Linked DNA regions of Homo sapiens: region 2 is linked to region 1. Evidence: chromatin contacts called from ENCODE Hi-C data. All regions are on one chromosome and are shown on one strand. Each heading gives the region's core, a stretch centred on a gene start or an enhancer-like site at or near the end of the contact. The rest is flanking DNA. Distances are from core to core; before and after follow the strand shown.

Region 1 (2,700 bases), core at 175-2,674:
AGCCCTCCCTCTGCAGGTCACTCACATACACCCCTATGTCTCTGCTCCCATGACAGCCACCCTCGGCCTTCTCTCATCCTGGGTCTGTGTTAACAAAACAGCCTTCTCTCTGGCTTCTTGCCTGCCAGCCCCTCTGGAGTTTAGACGTCCATTTTCATCATCTCAGGCCTAACAGTCTACTTCATACCACGTGGAGGTGAATTCCTCTTCCATGCCTTGCAGGCCTGTAGGTTGGTTGTGCCCTATGCACAGTCTTGCATCCCACCATCTCCACCACACACCCTCCACTGTGGACCAGCCCACCTTCCAGGAGATTTCTCTCTGCCCTCATCTGTCCAAATCCCAACCATCCCTTCAAAGCCTAGCTCAAGGCCACTTCTAAAGAAGATTCTCTTTATTGGTCTTCCCATGCACCCTCCTAACACACACACACACACACACCTACACACAAACACTCCTGAACTTCCAGAGCCCTTCTGGAGACACATGTAAAATTCAGTCCTTCATTACATCCCATCTGGAAAACTGCTTTAATTATTTTGCTTATGTATCTCCTGTTTCCCTATCATATTTTTCATCCTTTTACAAGCTTTCTTTTTCTGCTCATAAAAGGCAATAAGGGCCCATATCAATCACAAGCTTCATCAAGCTCTGTTCCTGCAATAAAGATTCTTACATTTATATCTCAGCTCTAAGTTTAGCGATCTTCTTCGCATGTGCATTCTCATCTCACTCTCACAGCAACCCTGTGAAGTGAGCAGGGCAGCTCTTAGTCCCGTGGGGAAACAAATTCAAAAAGGTTAGACTCTAGGAACTTCTTAAGGTCCCACCGTCCACAAACAGCAGAGCTGGGACTCAAATCTCTGTCCTGAGATTCCAAGTCCAGGGTTCTTTCTGAGACACCAATCCACCTATGCCTTCCTTGTTTCAATGGGGGGCTTCTTGCACGCTAGCAAGAGAGAGCTATCTATCAATGGCTCTTCAAGTGGGGTTCCCAGACCAGCAGCATCCACATCCCCTGAGAACTTGTTAGAAATGCAAATGGGCCAGGCACGGTGGCTCACACCTGTAATCCCAGCACTTTGAGAGGCCGAGGCAGGCAGATCATGAGGTCAGGAGTTCAAGACCAGCCTGGCCAATATGGTGAAACGCCGTCTCTACTGAAAATACAAAAATTGGCCTGGCATGGTGGTGCACACCTGTAGTCCCAGCTACTCTGGAGGCTGAGGCAGAAGAATTGCTTGAATCCGGGAGGTGGAGGTTGCAGTGAGCCAAGATCGTGCCACTGCACTCCAGCCTGGGTGACAGAGTGAGTCTCCATCTCAAAAAAAAAAAGAAAAGAAAAAAGAAATGCAAATTATTTGGCCCCAGCCCAGACCTACAGAACCGGAAACTACAGGTTGGGCCCCGGCAACCTATGCCTTGACAAGCCCTTCCGATGATCTGACGCAGGCTACAGTGTGAGAACCTCTGGTCTACAACTTCACTTGTTTTTTAGGGAACATTTACTGAATACCTGCTGTGGAGCAGCACATGCTTGGCTCTGTGAACACAAAAATAAGAAGGTCCTTGCTCTCAAAAACGTTTTTGGAGTGGGTGGGGTGAATATGCAGAGTTGGTAGCATATGTTAAAAGGGAAGGTCCTAATTTGCCCCCTCCAAGTCTGCAATCTCACCAGCAGCTCGTTTATGCCTCACCCAGAAAAAGCAGGAGGATTCTGGGGCCACGGAGGCCACTTCCACGCAAACACAGCAGACAGGTCTGTCTCCAGTAGTTTTCTCCAATCCAAGAAAGGTATATTGTCATGCTAGTCATACACATTTCCGCCTCCCTCTAGACTTTGTACAGAAAGTTAACCACAGCTTGAAATAACGTGCAGTGTCTCCCTTAGTAACCTTCTTTAAATGAGCACAGCTTAGCTAATTTACATAGAAGGTTCCCAGGGCTGCTTTCTAAGAATCTGTGCAGAGGCTCTCTTAAAGACATGTTTGTGATGATCTAAACCTGGGCACTGGGATAAAGAAAGGTAAAGCAGGTTTTCACCCAAATGTGGGAGGTCTTTTTCTGCAGAAGGATTTTCTACCTTCTAGAAACTGAAGCCATCCTAATGTTCAGAGTGTAGAGAGTGAGAATGAGGACTGGAGGGGTTCATGGCAGGCCCATGAAAGGTCTGTGCCCAAACTCAGAGGGGATCAAGTTGGTCACCATCCATCTCATCAAAATGTCCCTCTGAGGCCCACTCTCCCCCTCTAGGATTCACCAGGTTGGGAAAGATGGCCCAGGCAGCTGAACCTTCAAAGATCAGGAGAAGCCATTAACATCGCATCCCCTGTCAGTCACACACAGACACAGTAGTGTGTGTCAGAACCTTGAATGTCTTTTATTTCAGGATTAGGAATGGATGATTACAAATGATTTGTGCCATTTCTAGCTCTCCCTTTCATCCAGGTACCCATTAATTTTTTTTTTCTTTTTCAGGTGCCAGCATTTAAAAATCCATCCCTGGTCCCAACCCACTAAATGCTTCCAGAGCTCCCCAGTCACATTTCCAAATGCCCCCAGGTTGGGATCCATCCCTGGTTGTGTCCCCACTGTGGCCCATGCAGGTGGGACTCGAAATCAGCTGTAAATCATTGGTTAGCCCTAGAATTCATTCTGCACCATTCTGAATGCCTAGCTCTTTATGTTTGCATTATGATC
Region 2 (2,700 bases), core at 19-2,518, 460 kb before region 1:
TGTGTAATAGTGGCCATGGCCAACCTCAAAGGCGAGGGTTTCGGCTTTTTCAGCGCCTCAGGGCCGCATCTCTGAGTAAGAACTGGCCAAGTGACCTTACCCAAACTCTACCCGCTGCAGAGCAAGTGCAGGATGTGGCGGTTTTTACCAGACTCCTCTGAGAGGTATAGCTACTGGACTGTCAAAGTCAGCTAAACACAAACAGAAGATAAAGGCATTTCTGTACCTTCATGTTTCTACATATGTAAACATATTTTGGCACACATATAAATCTGTATAAATATGTTGAAACTACAATATCATTTCTGTTATAAGCAAAGTGATTTGATCTCCTCAGCAAAGTTTATCTAAACAAATGCTGCAAAAGCTAGAGGAAAGAGAATGAGGAACTGTCAGAGGAAATGCAAATTTTTTTTTCACTCAAGACCACAAACAAACTCAGGAGTTCCTCTGTAGCGTAAGTCTTAAATTCAGGATCTGCATCTGACTAAATGTCATGCTTTGTTTTCTGTTTTTTGCTTTTTGGGTTTTTCATTGTTTTCGTTTTGCTGTGACCTTCCCAAAGATCACAAGGCTACTGAAAGCCCGTAAGGTAAGTTGTTGAAAATTTTTTAAATGAGCTCCTTCCTCCAGGCAGACATAGCACTACGCCAGGGAGCATAGCTTCAGGAGTAAAGCAGGGGCTGGGGTTCTGCTCCTACTCACCCCTCAGCTGGGCACCTTTGTGCAGGATATACAACCAACTCAACTGTACATGGTGGCCCTATCTTTACGTGCAAACCCTGTGGGTATTATAGCTGTGGGGCCATTCAATTCAATACAGTCAGTGTCTGGTGGTGCATCTCATGTATAGACATAAACAGAAGCCTTGCTTTCTGCTAAGCCAAATCACCTTTAAATCAAATAGATATTGGTAGCCAAGAGTAACATACAAAACTATGTTTGCAGAACTGTTCCACATACTGCAATGGAAGATCACTTCTTCCAACCCTCTTATTTTATAGGATATCTCACTGCATAAATCCAGACTGATACTAATAATACTTATGATAATACGAGTAATAGCTAAATAGTAAAAATAGTTAATTCTTACTATATGCCAGGCATCATTCTAAATATACACCTCATAACACCTCTTTAAGGTATATTACTATTATCTCCATTGTACAAATGCAGAACTTCTCTGACACACAAGGGAGTTAAGTAACCTGCTCAAGATCACAGCTAATACAAGTGGTAAAACTGGGGTTCCAATCCCCGAGTCCAGTTCCAGAGTCTGTGCTAATTAACCACTGTGACACTTTCCTAAAATGCTGGAAACATGCAGAATGCCAGGATAAGTAGGCGTGCAGTCGAATGGAAGTCCTGCAAGGGATTTTACTCTATCATATGGCTCACTCTTTTCCTCCCTCCTGTAGAACCGGCCCCAGTCTCTTGCCTGCCTCAGCATCCCCACGCCGAGGGGTTGCCTCCATCCCGAGTTGCAGCAAGAGTTGAATCCGAATCACCCCTCCTTGCTATCTGGGAAGTGTATTTTCTGGTTTCAAGTGGGACAGAAAACGGTTGTGAGACTGCATATTGGTGGCAGGGAACCCGCCAATGGGTCTCACGAAAAGCCTGGGCTGTTTGCAGACCCCGCTCCACCTGGCCCCTCTGTCCTCCTCTCCCCACCGCAAGGAGCCGCCGGCCTCTGGAGTTAGCCAGGTCCGCATAAGCCTGCTGGGGCGACGCTGCTCCGGGCTGCCTCCGGGTGGGCCGGCCCCATTACCGCTGATGCGGGACACTAGCCCAGCAGAGACCCCATTAACCGCGCCGCCCCACCGCTCGGTGGCATCTGCGAATTACTCCGTCACTCGGCGGCGATCGCAAGACCCCAAGTCTTCTCATTTCCTCGTAATGCTCTAATGGTCTGCTTCCGTCGCCATGACAACACGAACACAGCTCCGCCGGGCCCCTCCGACTGCCTGAGGTGTGAGCAGAAGGCGCGTGTGTGCCTCTCAGGGCCCCTATGCGGTCTGCCCCGTTAGCGTTGCTGCGATGTCTCCGCCACTGCTCTTCGCGGTGGGCAAACCCGGGCGCCTGAAAGGGAGGAGCGGTGACCCGAGGTGGCCAAGGCCAAGCTGACACTTCCCATCTGGCAGCTGGGGACAGCTTCCCCTCCCTCCTGCTCTCCTTCCTCCCTCCTCTCTTCTCCCTCAGCTCTGCAAATTGGTGACCCCCCGCAACCCGGGGCCCATAGAGGCTGGAATGGAGTCTGGAGACCGCAGCTCCACCCTGCCTCTCCGTCACTGAACGTGTGACCTTGGGGAAGCCCTTTAGCTCCTGGAGAGCCGGAGCCACCTAAGAGTGCATTCGATTTAAGGACGCATCTCCTCTCTGCTCAACAAAGAGGGAGGGGTTCCTGCACACGTTGGATTTCTGCCCTCATGGAGCTTACAGATTCATTAGAGCATTCCAGAAAATGTGAAGACTTGGGGAACTTGAGATTCTAGAGTGGCAGAGTGATTTACATGCCACTGAGCGGCTGGGTGCCTGACCTAATGGAGTCTTACCTAGACCTTGGCTCTTTGAGTGCCTTCCCACAACACTTGACTAAAGTCTCTGGAGCAGGGTCAGATGTGACCCATATTCTGTCCTTCTAGAAACTAACTGCAGAGTGCATACTTCTCCTAAATGTACCTCTATTCATTTGGTTCTCCA

The links. A loop is a pair of places that touch in the nucleus more often than their neighbours do. Pooled maps may share reads with other maps.
Region 2: a pooled map shows a loop between it and region 1 (7-fold over the local background). The contact joins two enhancer-like sites. A Hi-C loop is called at or near these places in 9 of 37 single-sample maps with no recorded cell type and 4 of 50 pooled maps.

The regions. Positions count from the first base shown.
Region 1 is chr1:175,141,260-175,143,959 of GRCh38, reverse strand. The region is part of intron 17 of TNN (tenascin N); the gene reads right to left. Among named protein-coding and RNA genes, the nearest start is that of KIAA0040, 50 kb to the left of the region's middle. Within about 2 kb of position 1,424, at least 2 of the 41 ENCODE cell types and tissues checked have a DNase peak (open chromatin) inside an H3K27ac peak, as active enhancers do.
Region 2 is chr1:175,598,644-175,601,343 of GRCh38, reverse strand. All of the region lies in intron 1 of TNR (tenascin R), which reads left to right. Among named protein-coding and RNA genes, the nearest start is that of TNR, 140 kb to the left of the region's middle. RefSeq lists an enhancer at 615-684. Within about 2 kb of position 1,268, at least 4 of the 41 ENCODE cell types and tissues checked have a DNase peak (open chromatin) inside an H3K27ac peak, as active enhancers do.